Linked DNA regions of Homo sapiens: region 2 is linked to region 1. A link is a loop called in an ENCODE intact Hi-C map of the cell type or tissue named here. Cell type or tissue: PC-3. All regions are shown on one strand. Each heading gives the region's core, and the rest is flanking DNA. Links, peaks and the distances in the headings are about the cores only. Region 1 overlaps SLC25A21 (solute carrier family 25 member 21). Region 2 overlaps SLC25A21 (solute carrier family 25 member 21).

Region 1 (16,461 bases), core at 4,506-8,505:
AGTTTCCAAAAAATGGATCTGGGATCAAAGCAGGATCACTTTGATCTCTCTTTGATCTGCTCGCTTTTTCTCTCTCTTTCTCTCTCTCTCTCTCTCTCTCTCTCTCTCTCTCTCTCTCTGTCCCCAGTGAGAGAGCCATCTCAAGATTGTATGGAAACCCTGAATGTTCTGAGATCCTGCCATCTAGAGGTGCCTCATCAGAAGCCAGGTAACAACTTGGTGGATACACTATAGAGAGAAATCAAGCTTCAGAGGAGAGGACTAAAGAGCTGTGACGGGCCCTTTCTAGTTCAGAAGTGCTATGGTTCTGAAATTCTATAAATATTGGCTTTGCTTCTGGTGGATTTTGTCAAATGATTTAGTTTTAAATCATCAATGTCTTTACAGTATGCAACTACTAAGCATTAACTTCCCTTTAGGGAGAGGAATGAATCTAGAGAACATGAAATATTTTTTCAATTAAATTTTAGAACATCCCAAGAAACTGCCTTTGAAATCATGGCTTCTCTATGCCCTTTACATGAAAAGGAAAGCTAAAGCTTATAAAGTGATGGCTGAGATTCTTAAGATGTAGTGATATGTTCCCCAAACTCTCCATTTTTAAATTTTCTCTCTCCTTTTGATAGATTATACCTCTTCTAAACACAAGGCTTCCTAGCTCAGCCAGTATCTTCTCAGTGGGTCCTTTCCTGGAAACCTAATTGGAATTAGTAGCTTCCTTCCATTCCGAGAGCAACCAGTTACTCTCCTGTTTTATTGTTTTTATATCTTTTCACTTTCTGTTATTTTTTATTATGTCATAATACACATAACATAAAATTTGCCATTTTAGCTATTTTAAGTATACACTTCAGTGGCATTCAATAATTCACACTGTTGTGCAACCATCACCGTCATTCACCTCCAGAACTTTTCATCTTCCCAAACTGAAACTCTGAACCCATTAAACCTCTCTCCCCTGGCCACTGGCAACCACCATTCTACTTTCTGTCTCAGTGAGTTTGACTATTCTAGGTACCTCATAGAAATGGCATCATACATTTATTAGTTCGTTCTCACATTGCTAAAGACATACCCAAGACTGGGTTATATATTGACTTATAGTCAGTATGTCTGGGAGGCCTCAGGAAACTTACAATCGTGGTAGAAAGGGAAGCAAACACGTCCTTCTTCACATGGTGGCAGGAAGGAGAAGTGCAAGCAAAGGCGGGGAAAGCCCCTTATAAAACCATCAGATCTCTTGAGAACTCCCTCACTATCACAAGAACAGCATGAGGGTAACTGCTCCCATGATTCAGTTACTTCCCACCAGGCCCCTCCCACAACATGTGGGGATTATGGGAGCTACAATTCAAGATGAGATTTGGGTGGGGACACAGCCAAACCATGTCAATACAGTACTTGTCTTTTTGTGTCTGGCTTATTCCATGTAGCATGGTGTACTCATGTTATAGCATGTGTCAGAACCTCTTTTAAGGCTGTATAATATCCCCATTGTTTATATATGCCACATTTTCTTTATTCAGACATCAATGGATATTTGGGTTGTTTTCACCTTTTGGCTATTGTGAATAATGCTGTTATGAGCATGGGTGTACAAATATTTGTTCAAGTCTCTGCTTTCACTTCTTGTGGGTATATACCCAGAAGTAGAATTGCTGGATCATATGGTAAATCTATGTTTGATTTCTTGAAGATCCTCCACGCTGTTTTCCATGGCAGCTGCACCACTTTACATTCCCAAAAGCAATGCGTAAGGGTTCCAATTTCTTCACATCTTTTCCAACACTTGTTATTTTCTAGGATTTCTTTATTTTTGTTTTGTAATAACTGTCCTAATAGTGGTAAAATGGCATCTCATTGTGGTTTTGATTTGCATTTCCCTCATGATGAGCAATGTTGACCTGGCATTATTTCATTCATGTGTTTTCTGCCTGTTCTTCGCCTGGCTCCCCAGCAGGACGTAGACTCTTTGTACATGAGAAGTGTGTCTGACTTGTTCACTGCTCTATCCCTAGCCCAGAGATGCATGCCTGGCACATATCAGATACTCAATTATTTGTCAGATGAATGCATGAATGAATTTACTGGAGAGAAAAATTCACATTCCAAATATAGACTCCAAATCTTTAGGTGCTCAATTATTTGCCTGAGGCAGTAAGTAAAGATCACCTTTCCATCAATCAGTGTTGCTTGAAAATTGAGAGAAAAATATACTTCTGCCTCATGGACAAACTATCCACATTGATAAAACATTGTGGCTGGATCCCCCTAGCTTCTGGACTTGATAATTGACAAAATTGAAGTATGTTTACTATTTCAATGATGAAATTAGAAGTACGATTGATAACTAGTACCAGGCCCATGAAATACTTGCTGATAAATAAGTGAATGGTCCTGAAAACAGTAATGAAAAGTATAGATTATATCTGAGGATTGTGGAAGTCCTTGGGGAAAAAGAGCCCCAGACAGTTAGTGGCTTTGGTGGGAAATGTAAACACCAAGATTAGTACGTAATTCTCAGGTCCTTTTTCTTCAAGTTAGTAATCAATTTAGAAGCTAAATCTGGAGCCAGACTCCCCATGCAGTGTTGCTTCTCTAAAAATCAATCACCTGCAGAACACCAGAGAAGCCTGACTTCTTTGTTGGTTCATTGCATAAAGCATAAGGAAAGCATTTTCCTACATTCTTCAGCTCAAACAGCCTTAGGTGTGGTCCTGCTTACTTTACAGCAGGGGCTACTTCCTGTTGTACCTGTTCTGCAAAGTGCATGAGTCTTAGCAGAATGAGAGAGAAGTATCCTCATTTAAATGTTGTTCTAGCATTTAAACAGTGAAAACATGCTTTATCCCAACCCAGATTTCTACTAGTCTTGATAGACAGAGGTGTAATGAAATATTAATCTCTTTTGAGAAGATGTAGGCAAGACAATAATCTGGTTTTGGCATATCTTAGTGTTGTTCCTAAATAAACAGTAGAGGAAACCAAGACATAGCCCTCAGAGGAACAAAGCCCCTCTAGCCCGCCCATCTTCGGGGGTATGAACTAGTAGTCAGTGATCATGGCCAGTGGGAATATTTGTAGCTTCCTGGTCTCAGAGGCCAGAGATGGCCAGAGCAGAGGCATGAAGCACTCCCACAATCAGCAGTCTTTGGCTCAAAAACAGTGAAGACCCTCAATTAGAAAGTGAGGGATGATCTCATGAAATTCCTGGGGAACTGCCTGGCAAAGGTACTGAATCCTTTGGTCTGCTTCCTAACAGATAGTCATCTGGGTAAGAGCAGCCCTACTTCATTAGCGTGATAGAGTAGTTTTGGTTTTTTTAATATTTTTAATTTTTCAATGTGAAGTTAGGGGTGGTGTTAAAAATACAAATTTTCAAACTTCCCCTCAGACCTACCAAATCAGAATCTCTGGAAATAAGGCCCAAGAATTCATGTTTTCAGGAGGGAAATAAACATCTCAAAAGCTCCATCAAATTAGACTAAAATTAAGTCATCTGCTCATGTCTCATACAATGTCTCATACAACCAGGAGAATAAGACCAGGTGACTAAACCAGTCATACCAGGCCTGGTGATTTCCTGAGCACATGGTCTCAAAGGTGTGAACATTAGGATTAGGTTCTGCCTCCATGGAGAAGGGATGACGTGGATTGGGTGAGTAAAAATGCCTTCATTACCATAGCTTGGTAGTTGATGGGGGATAAGAACTCCTAGGAAGTCTTGGCTTCCTCAGTGGCCATTTATTGAAGTCTACATTTGTTCACTAGATCAAATGCCCAAAACTTTCCCCATGGTTAGCCATTTTGGTAAGAAACCAGAAAAAAAATGGACATTTGGTAGGAATGTGAAAGAGATTGATCTTAGAATAGTTCAAAATGCCAGATACGATTTTCTGTTCACAACACCAACATTCTGCGTCAGTGGGAATATAACTCATTTATCCTTCCAGTCAACAAATATTTACTGAGTGTCTCTTATATGTCAGGTCCTATATTTGGTCCTGGGGAGACATCAGTAAATAAAACAGACAGAAATCCCTGCCATACCCTCATGGAGCTGACATCTTAGTGGGAACAACAGAGAGTAAATAAAATAAAATAAGCAAGTAAATCATAAAGCATGTTCCAAGGGATCCATTCTATGAAGAAAAATAAAGCAGACAGAAGGAATAGAAAGGACTCAGATGGGGGTGCTGCAACATTAAATAGAATAAAGGGGAGGTAATGGAAGTTAATGTTTGTGCAAAGATGTGAAGGAGGTGAACAGTGAGCCCTGCGGCTTTGTGAGGTGAGGATCCCAGGCAAGGCGCAGCATGTGTAAAGGCGCTGGAGTGATGGTGTACCTGGGCCAGGGAACACGACGAAGGCCAGTGGGGTTGGAGAGGGATCCCAGACCAGAGCACGAGGTGATTAATGGGAAGGTAGAATGCAGCAGGAGGGGAGCAGTGTGCCTGCTCTTTGAGGAGACTTTGGTTTTGCTCTGAGGGAGATAGGAAGGCATTGAGAAATTAGGCACAGAAGAGTGACATGAGCCATTTTTTATTTTAATAGGAGCATTCTGGTACTGCTTGGAGAAGAGACTGTAGGCAAACCAGTTGGGAGACTATTGCAATGTTTAGAGTAAGATATGATCAGGGCTTACACCAGGATAGTAGACATGAAGTAGAGAAAGAACTCAAGCATGATTTCAAAGATTCTGGCCTGAGTAACTGGAAAGATGGAGTTGCTATTCACTGATGATAAAAATAAAATACTTTAGCCAAATTAAATTTAGAAGAATTTAATTGAGCAAAGAACGATTCGCGAATCAGGCAGCCTCCTGAGCCAGGGTAGGCTCAGAGACTCCAGCACAGCCACATAGTAGAGGATTTATGGACAGAAAAAGGAAAGTGACATACAGAAAACATAAGACAGGTACAGAAAACAGCCAGATTGGTTATAGTTTGGCATCTGCCTTATTTGAACACAGTTTGAACAGTTGGCCACATTGGATTGGCCAAAATTCGGTGATTGGCAGAAGAGTAGGCTGCAGTCTGTTTACACTTCCCTTTAGGTAATAATTCATGATAGACAGAGAAACCTTAGGCTGAACTTTAAATATGTAAAAAGGCAGGCTTAGGCTAAACTTGATTTAACACTGATCTGGAGAATATTGTGGGTGGAGCAAGTCTGTGGAGGGAGAATCTGGAGTTCATTTTGAACATGCTAATTACAAGATGCCTGTTAGACATCCACGTGGAGATGGTTAGTAGGTGACTGGAGGAACTGGAGATGTATGACAGTTATCAGCATATGGTGGATAACTAAAGTCATAGGACCCGATGAAATCACCAGGGAAACAGACAAAGTCCACAAACTAAGCCCTAGGGTTGTCTTCTGCATTGTTTTTCAAGTGTTTTGAATCCTACTTAGTTTATCCAACTCATAGGATATTGACTGAAGGAGTTTGGTAGGGAAATAGCTAACCCTTATTTATTCATTGATAATAATGTGGTATGAAGGAACTAATTTTTCAAAATGATCTGGAAAACTGTGCATATGCAGAAGTCTATAAAGTACATGTAGACGTTGACTCAGTAAATCCAGAAAGCTCAGTGACTGTTTATTTAACTTGTGTTTTAGTCAGTTAAATAAGGACTTGGGCACTTTTTAAAAAAACTGATGCAGAGGACTGAATGACAAAAGAGATGACAAACCTTGGCTCAGCCGTTCCTCAAAAGCCAGCATTTTAGCTCCGTGCAGAAACCAAACAGAGCCCGAGGTGGAGGCCTTCAGCCAACATTAGAGGCATAGTCAGGGAAGAAGCGTTAGAGCCAGGAGGTAGAATGAAATTCCCCAGTGGACTTGATAGTGACTCCTTGAGAACGTGGAAGTCATACGGTGTTCAAGAGCTGAGGTTTTGGAGTCAAATAGACCTTTGTTATTGTCCTAACTCCATCACTTACTAGCTGTTTCACTACTAGGAAAGTTGCTTAACTTCGCTGAGAGAATAGTATCTATGTCATGTAAAAAATTGAATGGGATAATAATTGTAAAGCATTGTGCACAATTGCTATTTTTGTTTCTAACATATCCCTCCCTCAATAGTCTCAATTCCTGTAGAAATACAAACGGTCACCACACTTTTCCTTTGGAGACTAATTTAGTGAATTGAAAGTCCACTAAATCAGACTGTAAATTGTAACCTTCAAAATGCGCGGGTCCAAAGCTTGGGTATTTGGCAGGGGTGGGACAATGGAAGAGCTGCTTTTAACTCCAATACCACTAGGGGGCACCTCCAGAAATTAATTTTGGAATGTACTATAATAACCAATGGCCATGATTAATGCACTTCCAAATGTGAATTATACTTGGGGAACAGTCTGCTTGGTGCACTTAGTGCATGGCATCTTTGGCTTCAAACGTGTATGAATTGGTTGCAGCAGAATTCCACAACAGGGTGTGAATTCCTGAGGCACTGGGTCACACACTTAGTTAAGGTTCCTTTTGTGGAGGACATCTCTGAATTCTGAGGCTTTCTGCCCCAGCTGCCGTCATGTTAGCCCTGTAGCTAGGTCAAGCTGTTAAATCAGGCAACTAACAACAATGTACTAATTCATTTCCATAAACACTAGTACAGAGAACTGGCATAGACTCCATCTTTCTTCCACTAGTAATGCAGTGGAATTAATTTGCTCACTTTTTGTACAAGAGTTTTCCATGCTGGGTAAACAGCTAACATGTGGTTGAGCCAAAATTTAAGGCCAAAGAGTGTGGCTCCAGAGCCCACACTCATATTGCCTTTACTGACAAATAACATCAAATTAATACTAACTGCCAGAGAGTGGTGATTAAAAACAGGAATAACCATTAAGCAGTTTATAACCTGGATTAAATATGGTAATCATGTGACTAATACATATTCAATTCAGTGAAAAATATGCAAGTCATTCCAACTGTTAATATGGATACTGAGTCATGTCTGGGTATATGAATTTATATATATTTGTTGATGTATACATATAGATGTATATGTATAAGAGTGTGTGTGTGCATATATGCATTTAATATAATGTTATCTGGGTGTTACTATGTGTCAGACCTATAAGGTAATATGAAAGGCAACATCTTGGTTAAATAATGCAGGCAGGTACAATATCAACATTTTGTCTACCATGTCAGAGAAAGGTCCTTGGAGAAAATTAAGGTCTTAGTTGATTTTGGACAATAGGATCCTAGAAAAAGGTGTTTATCCTAGTGCTTGGCACAGAGTATATTAATGAAAGAGTGAGTTAAAATGTGAATGATAGTTACTTTATGAATGGGAGGGACAGAAACTAGAAACAGGAGATAAGAAAAGGGGAGCTGGTGAGAAGATGAGAGTGATCAGAATGGAGCAAGGAATTTCCTCAGCAAGGCTTATTTATCAATGAGCTGTCTGGTGAAGGACTTAATAAAAAATAGATTTAGGGATACTAGCACAACTGGGTTACATGGATATATTGCATACTAGTAAAGTCCAGGCTTTTAGTACCCATCGCCCAAATAAATGTACATTATACCCAGTAGGTGGTATTGTTTTCCTCACCCCTCTCCCATCCTCCCAGTTTTGGAGTCTCCAAAATCTGTTATTCTACACTCTGTATGTCCATGTGTACCCATTGTTTAGCTTCCACTTATAAAGGAGAACACGAAGTTTTTTGACTTTCTGTTTCTAAGTCATCCCACTTTAGGATAGTGGCATCCAGTTCCATCCATGTTGTTTCAAAGACATGATTTCATTCTTTGTTATAGCTGAGTAGTATTCCATGGCATACCACATTATTTTATCCAGTCATCTGTTGACGGACACTTAGATTGATTCCATGACTTTGCTATTGGGAATAGTGTTGCAATAAACAGATGAGTGCAGGTATCTTTTTGATATGATGCTTTTTTTTCCTTTGGGTAGATACCCAGTAGTGGGATTGATGGATTGAATGATAGTTCTATTTTTAGTTCTGTGAAATCTCCATCCTGTTTTCCATAGAGGTTGTAATATTTTACATTTCCACCAGCAGTGTAGAAGCGTTCTCTTTTTTCTGCATCTCCATCAACATCTGTTGTTTTTTGACTTTTTAATAGGCATTCTAACTAGTGTAAGGTGATGATATCTCATCATGGTTTTAATTTGCATTTTTCTGATGATTAGTGATGTTGAGCATGTTTTCATATGTTTGATGGCCACGTGTATGTCTTCTTTTGAAAAATGCCTATTCGTGCAACTTACAGAATGGGAGACAATTTTTGCAATCTATCCATCTGACAAAGGGCTAATATCCAGAATCTACAAAGAACTTAAACAAGTTTACAAGAAAAAAATAAACAACCCCATCAAAAAGTAGGCAAAGGATATGAACAGATACTTCTCAAAAGAAGACATTTATGCAGCCAACAGACATATGAAAAAATGCTCATCATCACTGGTCATCAGAGAAATGCAAATCAAAACCACAATGAGATACCATCTCATGCCAGTTAGAATGGTGATCATTAAAAAGTTAAGAAACAACAGAGGCTGGAGACGATGTGGAGAAATAGGAACGCTTTTACACTGTTGGTGGGAGTGTAAATTAGTTCAACCATTGTGGAAGACAGTGTGGCGATTCCTCAAGGATCTAGAATAAGAAATACCATTTGACCCAGCCATCCCATTCCTAGGTATATACCCAAAGGATTATAAATCATGCTACTATAAAGACACATGCACACGTATGTTTATTGTGGCACTATTCACAATAGCAAAGACTTGGAACCAACCCAAATATCCGTCAATAATAGACTGGATAAAGAAAATGTGGCACATATACACCATGGAATACTATGCAGCCATAAAAAAGGATGAGTTCATGTCCTTTTCAGGGACATGGATGAAGCTGGAAACTATCATTCTCAGCAAAATATCACAGGGACAGAAAACAAGGCAGCGCATATTCTCACCCATAAGTGGGAGTTGAACAATGAGAACACATGGACACAGGGAGGGGAACATGTTGGAGGGTGGGGGGCTGGGGAGGGATAGCATTAGGAGAAATACCTAATGTAAATGATGAGTTAATGGGTGCAGCAAACCAACATGGCACATGTATACCTATGTAATAAACCTGCACGTTGTGTACATGTACCCTAGAACTTAAACTATAATAAAAAAAAAGAAAAATGCCTGTTCATGAACTTTGCCCACTTTTTAATGAGGTTATATGTTTTTTTCTTGTTGAGCTGTTTGAGCTCCTCGTAGATTCTGGATATTAGCACTTTATCATATGCATTGTTTGCAAATATTTTCCCTCATTCTGTAGACTGTCTGTTTACTTGGATGATTATTTCTTTTGCTGTGCAAAAGATTTTTAGTTTAAGTCCCATTTGTCTATTTTTGGTTTTGTTGCATTTCTGCCAATGTTCAGAAGAATTTCTCCTATATTTCTTTTTCTAGTATTTTTATAGTTTCAAGTCTTATATTTAAGTCTGTAATCCATTTTGAGTTGATTTTTGTATATGGTGAGAGATAGGGGTCCAGTTTCACCCTTCTGCAAATGGCTCTCCAATTTTCCCAGAACTATTTATTGAATAGAGTATCCTTTCCCCAATATATATTTTTGTCAACTTTGTCAAAGATCAGTTGGTTGTAGGTATGTGGCTTTATTTCTAAGTTCTCTATTCTGTTCCATTGATCTATCTGTCTGTTTTTGTGCTAATGCCATGCTGTTTTGGTTATTATAGCCTTCTAGTGTAATCTGAAGTCAGATGATTTGATACCTCCAAATTTATTCTTTTTGCTTAGGATTGCTTTGGCTATTTAGGCTCTTTTTTGGTTCCATATGAATTTGGAGATTGTTTTTCTAATTATGTGAGGAATGATATTGGTAATTTGATAGAAATTGCATTGAATCTGTAGATTACTTTGGGCAGTATGGTCATTTTAGCAATATTGATTCTTCCAGTAGATGAGTATAGGATTTTTTCCCACTTGTTTGTGTCATCTATGATTCTTTTCTCAATCTTTTGCAATTCTCCTTGTCAAAGTACAAATACTCCTTGTAGAATTTTTCACCTCCTTGGTTAAGTATATTCCTAGGTATTTTATGTAGCTATTTTAAATGAGATTCAGTTCTCGATTTGGTTATCAGGTTGATTATTATTGGTATATAGAAATGCTACTGATTTTGGTATGTTGATTTTGATTCCTGAAATCATGTATCAAATCTAGGAGTATTTTGTGGTTTCTAGGTATAAAATCACTTTATCAGTGAGAGATCATTTGACTTCCTTTTCCAATTTTGATCCTTTTATTTCTTTCTCTTGCCTGATTGCTCTAGCTAGGACTTCCAGTACTACGTTGAATATGATTGGTGAAAGTGGGCATCCTTGTCTTGTTCCATCCTTGTCTTGTTCCTTGTCTTGTTCTTAGGGGAAATGCTTTCAGCTTTTCCCCATCCAGTATGCTGTTGGCTGTGGGTGTGTCATATATGGATGGCTTTTATTATTTTGAGGTATATTCTGGTGAAGGACTTTTTTTGCTCCATGATTGGGTTGTCTTTCCTGGTTTTCAGTCCGAGTCCAAGAAATAGAGTTGTTTTTTTTTCTTGGAGTCCTTTTCCTCATAGTGCCACCCACCTAAGTGAAAAACTGCCCTTTGATGATTATTATTTCCTAGTGGAAAGTGTTCATCTTTATAAGCAAAGTGATCTGCTGTCACTGAAAATTAATACACTTACCATATAGTCAGTTATAAATAAGTTTCTTCACTTACAGATTAATGGGGCAATGAACACCCACATTTTACCAATACTATTCACCTCTTTGGTTGCTTCTCAAGTATCTTTTTCACTTTTTCTTTCCTTAGTGTTTTCCATCAGGGTTCTGGTTCTCATATCACACTAAGGCCTTTCTTGGGCTGAACTGAGCAACATGTTTAGTGCATTGAGCACTCTGCCAACTTTCCAGGGAATGGAGCCATGGACTTACCTCCTAAATGATACTGACAGCTACAATAAATTTTTGTATTTTAGAAAATCAAAGTTGTAGTTTATTTCAGTTGCACCCAAAAAAATTTCATTGTTGTGGTAAAATCATACTAAACATACAGTTTGAAAAGTGTGTTCAGGAAAACTTGAAAGAATTCCTCCATACAGCGTATAATGAAAGTGGTATGGTTTGGGGTAACAAATCAATCCAAAGACCATATGCAGAAACTTAATTGAATTAATTCTCAGTAATGAATAATGAAAACTATATTGTCATTGCCTGAAGACCTGATATGAGTTGGGTAGGCAAAACTTTTGTTAGTTTTATGTTAGAATGTTAGCTAAAGCTTATGTGCACTTCCTTGAAATTTATTTGCTGCTTTTAAAAGAAGAATCTGTGTCACTTGCTCTCTTTTGAACTGTTTTTCCTCCCTCTAAAAGATATGTGGTTTTCCCTCCCTCTTTTGCCTCAATGAAAATGGCCCCAAGATGCATGCAATTTTGTGAACTTGAGATTATAGATTCTACATAATTCAAATCACAGAGCCATGAAACCCCACTCTTTCATTTGGATTCTGTGAACTGCTGACACTTGTGGAGTGCAAATGATGTCAGAATAATGCCCTAAAGGTGTAGTGTGTAGTGTGTAGTGTCAGGACCAGAATTCTGGTCTGGGATACACGATCCATCAAACAATGGAAGCCGTGCACTCATAACCCAGGGTTGAGCGTGGACTTCGTTGTTTTAATTACAGAACCACAGCATGTGGGTAAAAAACTTGGATCTGACAGCAGAAGAAGAAAGAGGATATTGTATGCCTTCAATCAGCTTTGTATTAGGAGATCCTTAAAGGAAAAATTTTGTGAAAAAAGAAAGAGGAAGAAAACAACAAACTAGCAAGATCTGTATTTCAGTATAATTTGGAGAAAATGACTGATTTGGGTTGGTCATGTTGCCAGAACAGATGACTCAAGGCTTCCATACAAGAAATGGAAATCAGGAGGATGCCTGAAGCCTGAAAGAAGAACAAATTGTAAAGATATGATTGACTGTAAGGCTTCAAAATCAACTGTACCAAAGATGAGCTTGAATCATTGCCCAGAACAGAGCTGAATGGTGATGTTCATTTGGGTTCTGGCTGTTGAAACAAAATAAAATGTAGTAATTGTACTCTGTTAGGTATACAGACGTGTTAATGCTTTCCAATTTCCCCAACTGGGGATCTGGTGTCACTTTCCCTGTCGCTCCTATTTCATGCTTCACTGGTGAGTATTATTGCTGCTCTGGATGCTTACTGAATGCCAGGTTTTTGGCAAAGAAGTGGGATCCAGGTGAAAGCATCCTTCTCATGCTGTGTGTGAGTGTGTTACAGGTGGCTTGGAAAATGGCTTTTCAACTTGGAGATCATTTCTGTAATTGATATTTTCAGGCTCAGATAATGTGCATCTCTATCCTGGCTTTCCCAGTGTGATGGTTGCTGGACTTTGATTATGAATATCAGCAGTTTGGATCCCAAAACACTTCATCCCTGACAACCAGGGAAAGCCCCAGCTTCCATGAGCAGCAAATTTACACATTGATCTTCTCCTCTTTTAGGAGGAAAAATGTCTTGTTCACAGATTTCTTTATATGCATTTTCTCTTTAATGTATCAGTTTAGTTTTATGGTAACATTTCTGATAGACAACAAGGTTGACTCTTTCTAAAAGTCAGTTGTGAAGCAGCTACACTGTTTTTCTTTCTCACTGGGAGCTGCAAATAAGAAAATATTCCATGTTCTTGCTCCTAACACCAAAAACCTAGTAGCCTAGTAACTTAGGAAATTTCCCAGCCTGCTTGAAAGAGGAGTTCAACTCTATGGTACAAATGATTCCCAAACACATATTTTCTACATACTAAATTAGAAAAATACCAGCAAAACCAACAATGGGGGTGACTCAGAGGGGTAAAAGGAGGGGCAGACAGGACATGTGATTTTTCCACTCCTTTTTAGTTTCTTTACCTGAGTCAAATTTTCAGAATGTTAAGCCTTCCCCTGTCTACCCACTATTTACCACAAAGTCTTCAGATTTCAGTAGCTAACTTAAAGCAAGGAACTTTTTTTAGTCGTTCAAACTGACTAAAGATATCAGGTACACAATGTTTAATTAAGGCTCTGTCTGGCTGACTGGTCTCTATAGGTGTCTAAAATTTAGACTTAAAAACAGGGTAACCTAAAACTGGACCCTACTAATGAGAGACAATAAGAAGGCATCTTTGAGGGTTTGCCTTGCTCTACATGAACCACAGAGACTGGACACAAGCTGGAACTCATAGGAAATTTCACATTTCCTTGCTTCCATACAGTCAGCATCTTTTCATTGGTTGCTCTGTGACCTCGTAGCCACCCATATGTTAGATAGCTTCACACTTTTAAGATGGGGGTGGGGGGGTTGAATGAGGGATAAAATTATTTTGTAGGGTTTGGCAGAAATCTGTACTTCAAATAAGCTATGTGTGAGCTGTCTTTGAGAAGAACACGTGATGTAGTTTTTGATCTTCATTTTACAGATGTACATAAGTAGTACAATTAAAAACAAATGTGATCCAATATTGTAGCACTGTGTATCTGCTTAGGTTTGTGAAAAATACCTCTCATTAGTCTATAAACCATCACAATCTAGTGGCTTTGGAGTCCTGGTACCCCCTCCTCATATTTGCTGTGTGACTTTGGTCTGCTAGCTTCTCTGTATTCCATCTGTGGTAAGGGGTTCTTTCACAGACAATCACACTAATGGGATGGGGTTTTATGTGTGATGGGCTCCCCAGCATAAACAATCTGAGACCATTTCTTAACAATAGTTCTCACAGCTTCCTTATAAATGCATTGCTTAAGATTTAACAATTATCTTTAATATAATTATGATTTTAAGAATTTCGATTTAAGGCTCTTTGTTCAGAAAGGGATGTGCTCCATCCTTAGCTTGGGAGCAATGATGTCTCACTTGGCTGCAGTCCACAGGCATCTCACACAGCTAGGAAACACCTAGCAAAGAAGACAGGACTTTTCTTCCTGTGGGCTTCTTTGCCTTAGACTGGAAATCCAAGCCTTCCAGCACACCATTCCCTCTTGTCTCTTGGGCTAGGTTTCAGTCATATGTCCATGCCTAACCCTCTCACTAGAAAAGGAATGAGGCCACCATGATGGGTTTGAACAATTCTGCTTTATCCCTTGGGCTGGAGGAGGACTCACCTCTCTAAGCACGGAGTATGGGCATCACTTATACTCTGAGGAGCAAGTGGGGTGAGGGGCATGTATCTTTTGGGTCAGTAACCAACATTCTCCCACATTGACAGAATTATCCTGGTGTGCCTCTTTTTTTTTTTTTTCTTTTTTTTTAGACAGAGTCTTGCTCTGTTGCCAGGCTGGAATGCAGTGACATGATCTCAGCTCACTGCAACCTCCACCTCCCGGGTTCAAGCAATTCTCCTGCTTCAGCCTCCCGAGTAGCTGGGACTACATGCGTGCACCACCACACCCAGCTAATTTTTGTATTTTTAGTAGAGAAGGGGCTTCACCATGTTAGTCAGACTGGTCTCGAACTCCTGACCTCACGTGATCCACCCACCTCGGCTTCCCGAAGTGCTGGGATTACAGGTGTGAGCTACTGTGCCTAGCCTCCTGGTGTGCCTCTTAAGGGCAAAAGTCTATCTTGGGGAGGAAAAAGTTTATCCTAGGGCTCATTTTTTCCTCATTCTGAAACAACTAGAAAATATTTAATCAATATCCCAAAAACTTTCACAAAAATGATTTTATTCATCTTAGACCAGTTCTATCAGTTATATAGTATTTCATATTACTTTAAAACAGAACTGAATAAAAATTGGAATAGAGACCTGTTTTCAGTGGCCTTTCCTGCTTCCTTCTAAAATAAGAAATGATAAGGTATTGCTGTAACATAAACAATTTTTCAAAAGCTTTTATTAAAATAGTTGTTTTAAAAAAAGCTATACAGTATAGCCTGGTGGTCAAGGACATAAAGAACTTGATTTAGGTTGCTATATCTTATTTGGCATTGACATGATGGTAGTCCTCACCAGCAAAATGAGGAAAATAATTATAAATACTTTAAAGGATTGTTGTGAAAGTTGATTGAGATTACCATGTGTACATATACCTACATGTTTTTATTCTTAACACAAAAGCTATTACATAGTAAGATTTCAACAGATTTGTCTATTTTTACTTACAATAATATTTACAAAAATCCATAAACATACGAGCTAATACTTTTTTACATAGGACAGTTAAAATCAAACTCACACCTTTTAGAAGTAACAACTTAGAGAACAAAATATAAAGGCTGCCATGTAGTTCATAATACAGTTTTATGGGAGGTGTTGTAGTAGCTCTCATGCCTCTTCCAAAGACTCTTTCTTCTAGTTGGCTTGATGTGAGTCAAAACTTTAGAGTAGAGTGATGCCTTTGCCGTCATGTCGGAGAGAAGAATGCCTTCACTGTACATAAACGTTTAGAATCCCACGATCCATTCATCCAGCAAGTAGACTGAAAGCAGCTCTTGGCTGCTCGTGACATAAGCGGGATGACGCATGTTAACAATGGGTGTCACCAATCTCTTAACTTCCTGGATTATGGTCCTGGTAAGCTGTAGGCTCTGCACAGCAAGCCAAAACCACATGAAGGCAGAATGGACAGTGCATGTGAATATAAACATCAGTTCTTTTGCAGAAAAAAAAAAGTATCTGCTTCATAAAACATCACAATTCCTTTTTGGTTTCTAGAAAGCTGCATATAATATTTTGCGTTGGGAAAACTTTCAGTAATTATCTAGTCAAGAATAGCTATCAGCTTGAGCCCTTAACCACATGCTCTTACCTGCATTTTATATGTGACTCTTCTGGTCTGCTCAAGGGCAAATTTTAACTGAGAGTGAAGCTCTTCCTATGATTGGACACAGCACAGAGGTTCTACAGCAGCCACTTTGGCTGGAGGGACAGTGATGCTTACTTTCTGGATCCAGGGCTCTGGGTTATAAATGATGAATGCAACTCAAACTTATTTAAGTAAAAGAGAGAATTTAATGGAAATGTCACTGAGTATCTCATACAATCAAAGGCAGGGGTAAATACCAATATTCGAGAAAGGCCAGACGTAACTAGGCTTAAATTCTGGAAGCAGGGCCTCACTCACAGAAACAGAGCTTCTCCTTCTTGCTTCTGTGCCTCCCTAAATGGTGGCTTCTTTCTTTTTTTATCACTGCAGATTGACTTTCTCCAAATGACTAAAAGCATGGCTGCCAATGAAATCCTAGTTTTATATGTTACAGTTTTCACCAAGCAGAGCAAGACTGACCCTGTATCATATTGTATCATATTATACGAATGTGTTTAAAACAACTTGATGGGGCAGTCCTCAGCAGAAGCGGTGCTGACCTGAGTGTTCCACAGTCCTCTATTGCATGGATATACGGTAAAAG
Region 2 (16,461 bases), core at 5,185-9,184, 64 kb after region 1:
TGTACACTTTTTGCACATGACATTGTGCCTGGTAATAAATATTATTAATAATAGCATTATTACTCTTAACAGTGTGAAAAAATACAAATATTATAACATGTATAGCAATTTTTGTTGCTATTTACTTTTGCTATTAATTTCCTTGTTATTTATTATTATGGTTATCAGCAGAAATGCTGTACTTGCTGCTAGCCAGTACACAATGACCCACTCAAACTATGAGATAGGTATCACTCAGATCAGGTGACCCCACTGATAGCCATTCTGGCTTTGGACTGAGCTAAGGATAGGATAGGTTGAACAGAGTTAATATCATTGCCTTCAGTTGTGTAGCCTTGAAGAAACAACCCCTGTTTCCACCAAGGAAAGCTTCAAAATGCTTCCCAACACAGCCAGAGCCCCTTAGGGTCAATGATTAAGGTGAATCTTAGAGCATCAATTATCCAGCCCAAGGATCCAAAGAGGGTGAATGATCAACTTAATTAAGCAGTGGTTCTCAGACTTTACCATCCATCAGAATAACTTGGAGGACTTGTTCAAATAGATTGCTGTAGCTGGGCTCCATTCCCAGATTCACTGGTCTGGGGTGGAACCTCAATTTTGATTTCTAATAAGTTCTCACATGGTGCTGATGGTGGTGGTGTGGGGAACACACTTTGAGAATCACAGAGTTCATGGATATGGTTGAGATGTGAGTAACTGGACTCCAGAGCAGGAATGTGTGTGGAAATCATTTCACTTAGGTGGATTGCCTGAGAACCCCTGTGGAAATTAGGGCTTCCTATTTTTAGCCTCTTTGTTTTCAACCCTGCACTGCCCTTTCCTTACTTCATAAACATATTGGTAGGGAAAATCGTCTCGTGAAATTGTTTTCAAGCTTTTACAAGCCTAATAAAATCAACAGACACACTCCCCAGGAAAGCTCATCTACACAGACACAGAAGCTGATATGGTTTGGCTTTGTGTCCCCACCCAAATCTCATCTTAAAGTTCCCATAATTCCCACATGTTGTAGGAGGGACCCAGTGGGAGATGGTTGAATCATGGAGGCAGGTTTTCCCATGCTGTTCTCGTGATAGTGAATGGGTTTCATGAAGGCTGATGGTTTTAAACACGGGAGTTTCTCTGCACAAGCTCTTTTTTTGGCCTGCTGCCATCCACGTAAGATGTGACTTGCTCTTCCTTGCCTTCTGCCATGATTGTGAGGCCTCCCCAACCATGTGGAACTGTAAGTCCAGTTAAACCTCTTTCTTTTGTAAATTGCCCAATCTCAGGTATGTCTTTATCAGCAGCGTGAAAACGGACTAATACAGAAGCATTGCTTCGAATTTCAGAAGGTTCTTAGACACCTCCCTCACCAACCCACCCACTAACTCTTAGGAGTATAAGAAGAAAAACTATGCCTTGAGGCAAAGTCTTGGGTTCACTCGGATGTAACAAAAAATCCCTTCTTATACTTAACCTTTCAGTTAACTCATTTGTAAAATAGGAATAATAATAATAGTTCGTACCTCAAAAGTTGTGAAGATTAACAGATGTATTGCTTAGACATTTGCACTTAGCAGTATCTGGCACAAAATATGTACTTCAATCAACGTTTATTTTTATTAAAATTGTTACCTCTTCTGTGAGCTGGGGAAGGCATGTTTTAACCTGTAGTGAGGTGCTTGTGGGAAGAGAGGAGGCCAAGAGAAAGGCTGGAAATGTAGGGTTCTGGGCTGCTGGAGGTGGGGCGGTAGGACCGAAGGCGGCAGGCAGCCGTCCTGATGCTGCCTGGGTACTGCCCAGGGGCTTGCAAAGGCATCCACAGGGGTAACAGGGGTCTGGGTAGAGGGGACAGCCCCACTCAACTTGCTTTCTTCAGCTCCGAGCATCTTGGTTTATTTAGCACCTACAGTGTACTCTGCAAAACAGGTGACACAAAGAGGAGTAACACATGCTCCTATGCTGTGCAGACTCAGAGCCCTGCAGGGAAGAGAGATACACGCAAAAATATACTGAACACTAAGTGGGCCATAGCAAAGGTGAGGACTGTTGTTCAGACAGTATCTCGGGAGTAGAGGGGAGGATAAATCAATTTTGAGAGGGGATCTGTAAAACTTTCTTGGGTTAGTGGGATTTAAGCAGGACCTTAAAGGGCAGTGAGATTGCTATAGGTGAATATGATGGAGAAAGACATTCTAGGCTGCAGGAATTGTTTGAAGAAAAGCGTGGAGTTGGGAAAGTGCTTGGTATATTTGAGTAATTATGAATTAACCAGTGTGACCATAGTATGGATTCGGGGTAGGGTGTAGAAGTGGAAGCTAGAAAGATAAGTTGGAAGCATATAGTGGGTGTGGGAAAGAAATCAATGGCCAAGTGAGGCAGTTTGTCTTTATTCTCTGCGCATCCAGGAAGTATGGAGGGTCTTTGAGTAGGGAGATACCAAAAGCAGATCTGTTTTTCTAAAAAGAGAACCCTGATATTACTGCAAAGAATAGATCCTAGCAGGCAGGAAGGAAGCAAGACTTGGTAAAGGTAACAGGAACTTGATCTAAAGCCAGAGAGGTGGCAGTGGCCAGGAGAGGATGAACGGGAGAGGCATCTGAGATGCTGCATTCATGCGAGGATGGCTAGCGGCATGTGACAAAGAAAGCAGAGGCGAGCTGAGACAGTTGTCCTCGCACACACAGGCCCAGCCTGGGATGCTGGATTCAAGCAGGCTGTGTGGTCAAGGAAGAAACTGCCTACTGGCCCAGAAGCTGGTGGTCAGTGATAGCCTCATGGCCATCCCAAGCAAATTCTTTTCCTCCCTAGAATGCCCACAGGGGTAGCAACTGACCATCTGCTTTGCCAGTGTGGAACATCAAAATCACTGATTCCTAGACTTGGGTCCTTATCTGGCAGCCTCAGGAGCCCTGGAGAGCTTTTTAAACAACTTGCAGGCACCTTCTTCTCACCCCCGAGATGGGTCTGCAGCGGGACCCAGGCATCTGTATTTTGTAAAATTGCCAGATGATTCTGAAGCACAGCTGGATTGGAGAACCACTGTGGGATCTTACTGTTGTGCTGGGAAATGTATAGAAAACAAAGGTGGGCCGGGCACGGTGGCTCATGGCTGTAATCCCAACACTTTGGGAGGCCAAGGCAGGCAAATCACCTGAGGTCAGGAGTTCGAGAGCAGCCTGGCCAATGTGGTGAAACCCCATCTCTACTGAAAATACAAAAATTTAGCTGGGTATGGTGGCACATGCCTGTAATCCCAGCTACTCAGGAGGCTGAGGCAGGAAAATCCACTGAACCGAGGAGGTGGAGGTTGCTGTGAGCCAAGATCCTGCCACTGCATTCCAGCCTGGGCAACAGAGTGAGACTCCATCTCAAATAAATAAATACAAACAAAGGTGGACACTTACTCCTGCTAGTGAACACTATGATACGATGGCCTGGAGACCTAACCTTTTGGTTTCCAATGCCATGTCTCAAGCACAATGACCATCATTGAGTCTCTTTGTTCACCTTCCATCCCCAACTCTGGTCCTCAGCAAACACATCAGCCAGTCTCCCAAACTTCCCAGAAGGACAACGTGTATACAAATCATCATTTCCATTCTTGTCCTTAATTGAAAAAGAAAGAGAGCTTGGCAATGTCACGGGGATTTCAAGAAAGCATCTTTTCACAGAATGTTTGCATCTTTAGAAAACAGGCTACATAATAATACTATTCATTTTCTGCCAGGTTTGTGCAACACTTATAACACTTTTACTTATATTATTGTTTTTATTTCTCAGAAAAATGATACAATTTAGAGGTAAGATAGGAGTTAAAAACTTCCCTTGGATACACTGGGCTCTGGGTGATTCAGTGACTCATCAGAGGTCAGACAACCAGAGCTGGTCTAGAATTCACTGTCCTCCTGAGCTCCAGTTCTGCTTCTGTGCCATAATGGAGAGGAGTAACATAAAGGCATTTTTCTCTCCTTGTAAAAGAGAAAAAATGGGGGGAGAGGGAATTATTTAAACACACCTCACTCATACTGCAATCACTGCATTGTTTTTCCTGTTGAAACACCCTGTTGGTTTTCAAATCCCTTTAAACCTCCCCGGCACCTGTATGGCCCAGATCCAGGAATTATTACCAAACCCTTGCTTTTTATATTTAGCCACATAGGAGTTTCTGTGATGGTAACTGGCTCTTGGTTCAGTTGAAAATTTCAGAGCCCTCAGAAGTTTTCTTCTTTCATAGAGGCTGGAAGCATGTAATGCTTAGACCTGAATTTTCTTGTTTAACTGAAGCATGGTATGCTTCCCCTCTGGATAAAATAGTGTTGTGGCACAGCCCTATATTGTTCCTCTGTGATGATCCCTCTAAAATATTGATCAAAAGAGAGGGCAGGGAAAAGATAGGGTGGGGGGTCGGAGTCAGCAGCTTATAGTATGTGATATGACCTCTCTTCAGAGAACAGAAGACTGAAAACATAGAACTGAGGTTGGCAACATAATGAGAACTTCCCAGCAAATTCATTATAACAAATCATAATGTGAGCTCACAGGGCACAAAAATAGGCCAAAGGAAAGTGACTCCCACATAAGACCTAATTAAATACTTTGATGTCAGAAAGCAGTGCAGGGAGGGGTGGAAAATCAAATCAGACCAACGTGAAGGGCCTAAATTCTAACAGAAAGAAGAAATATTTCTCTTTTACTCACTCTCGCTCTCTCTTTCTCCTTTTCTTCCTTTGCCATGGAGGAAGAACAAGATTCCAAAACAATGGATTGTAAATTCTTCAGCCAATTACTCCAGTGACTTACTACTGTTTATAATGCACAGAATGTCACAGGCTGTTTTGCAGCCGCCCCAAGTTGGTTTGTTAATAACAGGAAGCTAGCACTTCTCAGTACAGTGGATCAGCTACACGTGAAAATAAATGCAAAAAACCTGGCGGGCAATAGCAGCAGACCGCGAGTAGCCTTGATTTAATTTAACATTTGGGGGTCCACACACAAATGAGCATTTTAGTAGGCTTCATGGTGGAAGTTGCTGTCATTTGTAAAATATTCTGGCCAATTAGCTAATAGTGTGCTTGGATTTCTCCTGTTTTGATACAGTAATACTAAGTACATTGTGAAGCCCAATTATACAAATCATCCCCATATGCCATACCAGTCTTTCTTTATGAACTGTGTTTATAAATCCTGTGTGAGGAAATGTGTACTTCAGCAATTTAGACCATGTGTAAAAACATAGCCAATGGGATTGTCAAGAAAACAAGTTCCAGCCTAGGAAATCCTAATGTGTTCCGCTGGAATAACAGGAGGGTGCCGGGAGTGCAATGCTCTGCTTAAATACATATTGCTTTATAGTGTTTAACTGATTTAGGGGCTTCCGCTCCCCTTTCTGTTATATTATTCTTCTTTTCTTTTAGGATCCAATCTTGGAGTTTTGGAGAAAATTTGGGATTGGTCTTCTCTCGGGGACAATAGCCTCAGTCATTAACATCCCTTTTGATGTTGCCAAAAGTAGGATTCAAGGGCCTCAACCAGTTCCTGGAGAGATCAAGTACAGAACCTGTTTTAAAACAATGGCAACAGTCTATCAGGAAGAAGGGTAACATAACACATTCTTATTTTAATAAATGTATGAGGCTCACGTATTGTTAGAACCGTATTGTCCTTCCATTTAGATGAGAACCAGTAAGCCCTCCTAAGTGGAGCTTGTGTCTAAGAAACTGCGAATATATATGACAAACTTTCCAAGACAACACAATAGTAAGATGTTGTAAACATGTGCTTACACCATCAAGTGACAATATGCTGCCTGTTTGCCTTAGAATGCCAAGGTGAACTTTCTACTTGGCAGTTTGTATAATGTAGTATTGTATATGTCCTTCTAATATATAGGCAGAAGAATAATTGTCTTCTGGCTGTAAATCCCATTAAATTGCCACCTAATTATATTCTTCTGGGAGAATTATAGAGTTCTGTAAAAACACTTTTAAAAATTTAAAGTATGTGCATTTTTCTGATTCTTTTAAATCTTACTTTCTGTTTCTTCGCCCCTCTTTTTCTCAAGTAAACAAGTAATATTTTATTATTTTGATATAAACTGCATCGTATTTCCTAATGTAAAGACTGAGTTTGTGGTCTTTTAAATTCAATTACAAAAGTCATTCTGTCCATATACACAGCTGTCTTGAAAGTAAGACCTGTCTTGAAAGCAAAAACCATCTCACTGATGAAAGTCATGTTTCTGATTGGACAGGACCAGCACAGTTGGGTAATAAAGAATTCATTAACTCTTTCCCCGCATCCAGTTTGCTGCAGAGAATACTAAGATGCTGTCTGCTTTGAGATGTGTGTAATTCCAAATAATTTATTTTTTTAAATGCTGGGTCCCTATCTCAATAAAGCTAAGGTACAACTCCATTTATTTTCAGAATAAGAACGTTTCTCTTTCCCTTCCCATTACAGGATTTTAGCTTTGTACAAAGGCCTGCTTCCCAAGATTATGAGACTTGGACCAGGTAATGATAATTTTGATTATTTAATCCTTCCTTCTTTATTGTTCTAGCGTCTCTTTTTTTGATATTTGTGTCCATCAGCAACAAAATATTTACCACTTTGTAAAAGACAGAAACCTTGAGAATATAAAGTTGTCTATGAGTATTTGAGATACTGAAGACATCCATTAGAAATGTTCTACCTTTGTTTATTAAGTACTATTTATGAACTTGCTGGAGGCTAACAGAAGCCAAAACCCAGCTTAAGTCAATAGGAAGAAGCCACAGGCAGTTGGAGTTTGAGTGAGAGCCGAGGTGTGTGCAGTGGCTTCTGGCTGAAGGGGAGGCTTTTCACTGAGTGAGGGACCAGCCCAGTCAAACGTTTCCTCGTGCTCCTAATTCATTCTTGCTCCTGCCTCAACTTCATTTCAAAAAAAGAAAAGGAGGACAGCTTGCCTCCATGAACAGCAAAGCCACTCATCTTTACAGTCACCTCTGGGGAGTGGTGACACCGTAACTAGCTGCTTACCTCTCCTGGGCTTTGTCAGCATGACGCTGGAGGCTTCTGGCTCAGGGCCTCACTTCAGGACGCCTACCCACAAAAAAACCGGCTGCCATTCCCACAGGGAGAATCGGCTGCCTCTATGTAAATAGATAAGAAAATAACTTCTGCAGACTCAACCGCCAGGGCAAATAGTCTCAGATTATAAGCAACCTTGTGAATAAGTACAAAAGTATACTCTAGACCACACATATATTTTTTTTATCAGGCTACACTCACCTACTTATACATACTGGTAATATTTCCTAGAACCTTCTCCTACACCTCCCCTCTCTCCCTTTGCAGTTCCTCCCTTTTAACACTATTGTCCTCCTACCCTGCTACACAAACACACATGCACATTCACCTTTAGATCTCAGCCCAATGAACCAACATTTCTATTAATCTAAGATAGAGAACAAGAGTCTGTAAATTGAAGCTGGTGAACAGCTCACACTTTCATATATTTAGGAAACACTTCCACAATTCCCAACCCATCTATCCCAATCTTTATAGGCCTTTACACATGGATTTTGTTTCATATTTGGGATTCAGACCTACCTTCCGTTAGTTATTGGCCCATGTGTAAAAGCTAACGCAGTAATAGAACGTGGGGAATTTTGTGCATCTCTGCCAGTATGTGGTGTTTTTCCTTCACCGCAGAGTAAAAACCTGCTAGTAGACCTAATATGAGAGGAAATCACAGCACCAGCCCTCAACCAACATTCTCAGAAAGGGATGGGCCTAAAAAGGGTGATGACAAGGGAGAGGTTAGCTAAAATGGTAATTGACTGGAACCTTCATCCAAAACTCTTAAATAATCTGACCCCAAGTTTTGTTAGAGGCTTGCAAATGTTTGGCTGGCTTTTTAAATGTTTTGCGTGAGAGGTCCTGAGTTGCTGTGGTGTTAGACTCAAAGAAAAGGGTTCTTGTGAACTGACTGTCCAGGCTAAGCCAAACTGTGAATATCTGGGAACCACTCACAGACCTGCCCTCCACTTCATTCCAAATGTGTGCATCCCAGCGACTTCAAAGCAAAGAAACCTAGAAAGAAAGGTACCACTGAGTTAAAGATTAAGACTTTTGAATGAAGGGTGAAATTTTTTTCTTTAAAGAATGAGAGAGAGAGAAAAAAAAAAAGAATGAGAGAGAGACAGTAAAAAAAAGAAAAGAAAGGTGAGCCTGGAATTTTTGTTCTTTGTTCTGGAGAAGCATCCAGCATTTTTACAATAGCCTTAGCAGCTCAATGTGGCTAACAATCAGGTACCTTCCATGAAAGAATCTTGAAGTCTGTGATTTAAACCTCAACTGTTACTAGGCCAAAAACTAACCCAACTCTGCATATTCTTGTCTTACATTGTGAATGATTAGTAAGAATAAATGCAGCGATTACCTACACATTAATGACCCTCTGTAGTGCAGCTCTTTTTGTTTGCCAGAGTTCCAAGAGGCCTAGAGAAGCTAAGAGGGACTAATAGAGTATCTTCATGGGTTAAAAATGAAAATTACAGGCAGATAATTATCTTTGGTATATGGTTACACAAACATGTGCAGCCTATAGATTAAAAAAAAAAGTATATGGCAGTGTGTTCAAAATAACTAAGACCCAAATCAAGTTCTATTTCTTTCCATCAGAAGTCAATCTTCTATTTCATGCAGCCAAGTCTTCTCTAAGTTGTGTTCAGGATATTTGTCCAAATTTTGATTTTGTGATGTTTTTCACACAGTTAGACATAAAAGGATAAAAAGAGATTATCCTGAAGGGCACAGGACACATGCTATTTACTGCATCAAATAGAACATAAAATGATCCATGTACAAATGCTTCTCCCAGTGGCTAGGTATTCAGCAGCCTCAGTGCCTGCTTTTCTGTATCACATTCCTGTTGACATAATACAGAGCATGTCTCTTCACAGCCAGTTATGTAGCTCTTTTCTTCCAAGACAAATGGTGGTCTCATGCCATCCAACCCCCACTACCAAATTTTCAAGTTCAAATCCATATACAACTGAAGCAGATAAAAGGAATGAAGGTTAGCTTTCAACCTCCTTTTGTTAGGTTTTGCAATGCAGATTTTTTAAATATTCAGAATCTAATTTCCACGTAGCAATGCAGTTTGAAAGCTATGACAGAAAACTAGACTCATCCATCAAGCACCATCTTAGAGATTTTCTTCTTGAATGCAATTAAGACTGCTAATTACGGACTGAAAAAGATAAATCCTTTATCTACACATGAAGAATCTGAAGGTTTCTGTTCACAGGAAAGCCACATGCCCTTACATGACTAAATATGCCTATATTTATTTACTTTTAAAAATTGAAAGTGCTTGAAAAAGAATCTGATGACAAATGATGAAAGTTGCAAAAACTCATGGGGAAAAATGTATTTGGAGACTCAAGATGGTCTTGATTTTATCCTGAGAATTTTCCACAGTAGTTTATATCTTGGTATTGAAGCTCCAGAACTGTTGATTCCGAACAGCCTCTGCCTGACAGGCTGTGCGAGACATCATGGATTCAGAAACCCAGTGGGAAAGCCAGTGCTATTCCAGAGGATTTGCAATAAAAAACAGCTCTTTTCTTTTCTAGGTGGTGCAGTGATGCTGCTGGTTTATGAATACACCTATTCATGGCTTCAAGAGAACTGGTGATTGCCTATGAAGTGTTTTTCCCCCTTGAGATAATGGATATTTGCTATGCAGCACCATGAAGAAGAGAGACTATCGATCGGCCAGGTGTATAATTATGAAGGAGAAAACTGTTCAAGAACAAAATCTATTTTAATACTTTAAAAAATGTCTATAGGCAACTTGAGATTATAGTTTTGGCTGTATAAATAAAACTGTGAGAAGAAAAAAATAATATGAAACAATGAGGTATTTAAAGTGAATATAGAAAAATAGCATAGAAATCATATATTTATTTCATAAAATAAATAGAAACTTTGTCTCCTGTGTTCCTCTTCAATGCTTCACAATGAAAATTCATTGTATTGATCAGCATTTTTCCTAAGAGGTCTAGAAATGCTTAAACTATTGAAAATAAATCAAATTATTCAAAGACTGGATTAAAAAAAAGTTAAGCCAAAATTTAAGCAGTTTTTATAATGAATTAAATTATTCCATAAATAATATTTAAAGAGCACAAGAAAAATTTTTTAAAGTGCACTAAAATGACCTTTTAAGAATGTTTAATTTTATGAATACTATGTTAAAATGTAAATCTGTTGGTTTTTTTTAGTAACTATGCACATATCAGCTCTATTTTCCTACATCTACTTTATATCTCATATTGCTGTAAGATAATAAATAGGTATTTTAAAACATTGTTTAAAACAGAATGTTAAAACACTGTTGTTTAAGCATGTTTAAATCAAGGTATTCCAAATCTCTTCTAACACAAGTAGGAAACATGAAATAAAATTTACTTTCCTCCACATAGTTCTCTTTGAAGATAAGTTTTGTTGATGAGATATTGTCATGTTAAATCACAAATTGGAAACACCTTTGGACCCATTTGTCAGCCATCAGTATTTGCATCCAAATACCTTTATTCAGCATGCCTACCTGTGCCATTTTTAGGAAGAATGTATAGAACAGAACTGCATTTTCAGGTTATTAGTTTTAAACGACAACTTCAGGTGGGAAGTCAGCTGTCTGCAGTATTAAAATATGTATGATGAAGGGGAAATGTTCTGAAAAAGAAATACACTTAGCATTTCTAAGGATTACTATACTAACATGTATCAACAAAAATATCTCCTTGGTCTTGATGTAACCAAACTTGATTTTATATCTGCATCCAGAGATGATGCTGATTCAGTAAAGTCAACAAGAATAACTGAAAGTCCATATGACACCTGTCCTAAGTTACTACCGTGGGCTATTTCTACTACGGGGCTATTTCACTAAAGCATTTTGAAAATAAAAAGTAAAAGATAACATGGTAATTATTACTTTTTATTAATTTAGAGCATTTGAAGTATAAAAATAAAAGGCTTTTGACATACTGTATATACATACATAGCCTTCTGTTGTACATCCTTTCCAACGTGTTTTTTAAAATTTATATTTCAGTCCAATATTCAATAAAAGGGTCATTAAAAACAAAACAAAATTGTGAAAAAAAAGAAATAAGAATGTGTCTCTGTTGCACAACTGCATTCTATCCTTGCAGGTAATATTCTTACATCCAATGAGAGCGCTGCCTGCATAGAGGTCATGAAATTGAACCTTTAACCTCTCCATGTGGATCAGATAGAAAAGGATTTCTGAAGAGTGCATTTGCCAGTTTAAAAGCAACACTTTTACCATCTATGAGATAGAGGAAATATGTCAACATTAACCAATAATAATCTTTAAAAGTTAACCCTTTAATCCATCCTATTTTCCTTCTCGTATTTTAAAAAGTGGCTTTAAATCATAATTTTCTTTGAATAGCAAATTGTATCTGATATCTTTTAAAAATTACTCCATGTGAATTCACTGTTAAGACCTAGAGGGAGAAAAGGAAACTTCAATACCATTAATATTAGATTTTTTAAAATACAAGAACCAGAAAAAAATTATAAATAGCACAATAACAAGAGATTTCTTAATTTAGATAAAGAAAATAACATTATTTGCATTTCCACACAAGCAAGTAATATTTTTTAAAGCCCCCTAACAGCCACCTAAAAACATTTGATAAAGAATAGTTCTGTACCTTACATCAGTTTTTCAGATGACAGGAGAGTCCCTGTATGGTATGGTTTTAAAGAAGTCTCCACCAAAATATTGGATTGGATCTTTGTTCCATTCAGTTTATAGTCTATTTTCTCACCAGACTGGGAACTCCAGATGTCAATGGAAGTTTTACAAGATCAAAGGAAGACTATGGCCCTGAGAGTTCATCTGCTCCTTCTGCTTATTCTTCTCCTGAAGTTATAATCCTCTATTTGTAGCACTGAATTTCGGTTGCTTTAGAAATAAATGCAGTTCAAAGCTCTCTATAAGATATCTGCTGTCTGAAAAAAGCAGTCACTCTAACATAATTTGTGTGTCAGAAATCTGCTTACTGTTTACATCCTAGTGATTTGAAAACCTAACTAATCTAGCCATCTGAGTTTTAAACGAAGCCACGAAACCGATGTGGTGGAACCGCATTGCCATGTAGACTGTGCACAGCACAGACCGGAAGAAATTAAAATCACCTAGGGAATCCATCTTCAACATCCATATCCAGTGAGGTGCTCTTTTAGTTATTGCACAGAATTAGTACCAAAAAACCCTCAATATATTAATTTTCCAACAGCTGAATTGTACCAATGTCCTAAAAACATATTTTTAAGCCTATATTGCCAAACAGGAAGAACTTCCTAAACAGAAGGGATTAAAAACTGTAGAATTTTGCCCCAGAAAATCAATTGTTTTAAAATACAACACATACTCACATGCTCACACACACATATACTCCACAACTGTTATTAACATTAAAGTGAAAAATAAATTGGTCTAGAAAGGTTTATGAGTTAAACTGTGTCCTGTAATTTCAGAAATGAATAAAGGGAATTTGTTAAAATTAAATAACATTGTATTTCTAGTACCACCACCAGTTTACCTACATGCGAAACATGCTTCTGTACAACAATGTAAACTTCACAGCAAGCCATTGTTACATTCATTAGAGCAGAATTTTCCATTTTCTTTAAATTACAACATTATTTGGGGCTGAGATTGCTGAACACACAGGTAAGCCAACAATAATAGGACAATTTAGTTTCACAGTGGTTTTCTTAACACAAAGTTCATTTTAAGCATCTTTGCAAAACATTTCACATTAAACTTAAGTTTCTAAGTGACTTCCTTTAGAGCCTTCTTGTTCAGATATTTTCCACCCTCTTGTCTTTATATGCTTAGCATGTGTGTTGTTTGATTAGGTACAAAATGGGAGACTGGCTTGTTTTATCTGTTTTTCGTGTCCTCTGCTGTAGAAATAAAGTGTCCTTCATGAGATGTTGAAGCCTTCACTGCATACACAAAATTTGGGGGCAAGTCCAGGTCCAGGAGCCCGAGCAGCCCACCACCAAACAGAGACAAAGACGTTGCCAGAAAGTCACCTTTGCAAAAAAGAAAGAAAAAAATAGAGAGGGGGTGGGGCTGAGGGGAGGGGAATATCTTATGGAATGAAGACACAAATGCACCATCCAGAGTCCGTATTTACAAACTAATAGAAAATATAAACATTATTGTATTTGGAACCAAGTCAAAACACCAGGGAGAGCTAGATTCAGATATTGCTTGGGTTCTACATATATTTTTCAACAAAATAGGTCATGTCTTAAACAAAGGATCACTCAAACAAGTCACTTATTGATTTGTTTCCTAATGATGAATTAAAGCTTACTTGGTTACCATATTTGATTAGAGGGTGTAGCATAATTTTTTCTATAAGTATTTTCCTTTATTGATTTTGCAAAATCTCAACAATTGCACATTTCAAAAGTTCAGGTTGATTTAGAATAAATATACACATGTGGTTTTACCAAAGACTAGTTTGTAAAGTTCCTTAAACCCTTTGAGGGGTGTAGGTTTCTTTGTTATGTTAAGACAGTATGTGGGCAACACAAATGTCTCATTCAATGCTTATTGTTGCTCTTGTTTTTAAATCCTAAAGTCATGTCAGTTTTTCTGCAAGAGAAAAGTTATGGCAAGAAATATGTAAGTGTCATTAGCACAAAGGATGTGAGTCCGTACAGCCAGCTTTCAAGGCAGAAGGGTTGGAGGGCAGGAGGGGTGGGATGTGAGACCTGGGAATTGGGGGAGGAGGTGCTGAGACAGGGAGACCCGGGTGAAGCTGCTGGAGACGGAATTTCCCATCAGAGCGCGGAAGCCGTGACAGAATGACTACCTTCTCTGGCTGCCTGCATTCCCTTGAACGCCAGCGATGCCGGAATGTCACAGTTGTGGGGAGACAATGAGGTGCCCCCAGCATGTTGCCACCCATGTCCAGCAACATAACCAGAAGGAGCAGCACTGTAGGTCATGTAAGGCGACACTTGGGCTGGGGTAGGGTAAGGAGCCATGCTGGATGCTGACACAAAACTGCCCACAGCTGGGAGACCATTTGGTGCCTGAGAGGAGTAGAAAAGAAGTGAAAAATAATCACATTATAGGAGTGAACATTTCACACGTTCTTAGAAAGAAGCAGAACTTAAGTCTGAGTAAGCCAGCAATGCTCTGACTCTACTCTCCAACTTTTTAAAAAAATTTGAGCTTTATTATATTCTAAAGACATTCACAGTCTTGCCACTTAAACAAACATAATGACAAGATATTATTCTTTCCACAAACATTTAGAGAAAGCTGCAACCAGAAAATTCGTAGTATTTGCTTGTGCCACTTGGAAGTACAGGAAGGAGGTGCAGGGTGAGAAAAGAATTAATGGCAATTAAATACTCTTAGAATCTGTTCGGCTGTCCTCATTGCCTTTGTCAACCTTCCTGGGACTTGGGTTTTGTTTGGCTCTTTTGTTGAGGCACTTGTGACAGGCCTGGTTGGTATAACTTTCATTTTCAGTAAAGAAGGGCACAGACTGCAGCCTGTCATGTTAGAAACGCACAACAAACACGACCTTCGTTAAAGAAAATATAGACCATATTTTAAGAGATCATATTGAAAATGCCCGTTGGACAAAGGACATACAAAAATCAGGCACTTTGTCTTGTAAGGATTTTTAAATGAATATTGCAAGTGCCTTTTCCAGGACTGTTTTATCAGAAAGGAAACTGTCTTTCCCCATATAAAAGAACTGCATATGCCTGGTTTTGAAACTGGAAATTTTGCTTGCAAAGTTTTTGGGTCCTGTGATGTGAGTTTTTAAAAGCCACGTGGATAAATCTCTTGAAGTGAATTTAGAAATTAAAATCTTTGTTTGCAAACACAATGCAGCAGTCCCGGCAGGCGAGCCTGCCGAGAAACCAGTGCTGTCTTGGCATCCAGTGAATTATTGTTGGTATCGTTACTATTAACAACACTAAAAACACCCTGATTTTTAATCCTGATTCTGGCATGAACACTGGGCATCCTTCTTCAAGTAGTCTAATTTTTTCCCCTCAATTTTTATACTCTTTAGAAATAAAGTGTAGATGCTGTGTCCTGATAGTTACATGAATGAACTACCATTTCAATATATTTCCTAGTGAAAATACGATGTAAATACTAGAATTTTATGAGGAAAATTGATTTAATCCTTAGAATTAAGTTAATCAGATGTATGTTAGCTAGGTACTTTTTCCCGTTCAATTGCAACACAGGAATTACTTTCTAATTTAATTTATTTGGGCTATTGTTTTCACTTCTACATCTATGAGAATGCAGTGGTGCGGTCTCAAAAACTATTTTCTCAATGCAGAGTAAATGAATATGTACATGGAATAGAATACATACGTGGGTATGACAACATTACTCATGCATTTCTGACAAAAAAAGAAAAATATTAGAGGGGTTAGCCTTGTGTCTATGCTCTGTAAGAACAAACACCTCATGTTGTGTTTTTCAATGTTGGTTCTTTGAAAATAGGGAAAGAGAAAGGAAGCTAAAGTTTCTTAAGTGTGTCCTATGTCCCAGGCACCAAGAAATATCCAACATATTTTACTGAGTAATGAGTATTAATGAATTATATAGTTCATTATAAATGATTGAGTTTATCATAATTACAAGATAGTGTGTCACAAATACAACACAATGTTCAACTGAAATTAAAGTGTATTTTAAGGGTCCCAGAGAATGATGCTGCTGCATTTTTTAAATCAAGAAACTACCGCACATAACTGTTGAATACAAATGAAATCTTATCCTCTTTTTATACAAGGATATAGATTAAGAGGTTTAGCCATGTACCCTCAACCAATTGGCAAGCCAGTGGCCATGTGTTAAAAAAATTTATCACCCCTGCCCAATGCAGGGTCCTCTGTAGCATATCATACTGTTTTTCCTGAACACTTAAAAGATAGATGCAATTTAATTTAAAACTAGTGCATCTTTTGAGATAACATCTGGTAACAAATTCTTTTCTCTCCTAGAACATGATTCTCATTGTCAGATCCCTTCTAAAAAAAGAATAGTTTCTTCCACTTTTTGAGAATGGCTGATTATGTCTCAAAGGAGACACACTTTAAGGCTCTCAGGAGATGGGTATCAAGATAGAGAACTATCAAATTACAGGGGAAAAAATCTAGTTTTGCATAGAGATTATAGTTTTAATCATTTTTATTTAGAATTGTCCCAATAATCTATGATAAATGAGTTTGGAAAGAAATAAATCCAATTCAGTTATGGAAAGGTGTTCACATCTGTATGTGGTGTTAACTAATATTTTCATTTCCAGCATTGACTAATGTTTTATACTACTGATGCCAATGTGAACTAAGAATAATGAAATAAGAATGCTAACATTAAAATTA

The links. A loop is a pair of places that touch in the nucleus more often than their neighbours do. Peaks named below come from ENCODE experiments on the same cell type or tissue, not always from the same donor. Only the 100,000 strongest peaks of a DNase experiment are listed, where the experiment ranks them.
Region 2: a loop joins it to region 1, with 2.2 times the contacts of the local background. A loop is called at or near these places in 1 of 110 quality-filtered maps.

What each region holds. Positions count from the first base shown.
Region 1 is chr14:36,737,578-36,754,038 of GRCh38, reverse strand. All of the region lies in intron 3 of SLC25A21 (solute carrier family 25 member 21), which reads left to right. Among named protein-coding and RNA genes, the nearest start is that of PAX9, 84 kb to the right of the region's middle. In PC-3, for the core only: CTCF peaks have their summits at 6,268 (motif pointing right) and 6,288 (motif pointing right); no DNase peak of the experiment used is centred there.
Region 2 is chr14:36,673,867-36,690,327 of GRCh38, reverse strand. SLC25A21 (solute carrier family 25 member 21) reads left to right here. Exons shown (of 10, transcript NM_030631.4): 8 at 5,403-5,584; 9 at 6,448-6,500; 10 at 9,609-12,407. The coding sequence ends at 9,670. It overlaps PAX9 (paired box 9), which reads right to left. Exons shown (of 4, transcript NM_001372076.1): 4 at 10,966-14,130. The coding sequence ends at 13,876. Among named protein-coding and RNA genes, the nearest start is that of PAX9, 20 kb to the right of the region's middle. RefSeq lists an enhancer at 5,244-5,745. In PC-3, for the core only: no CTCF peak of the experiment used is centred there; a DNase peak (open chromatin) is centred at 7,077; H3K27ac peaks cover 1,535 bases.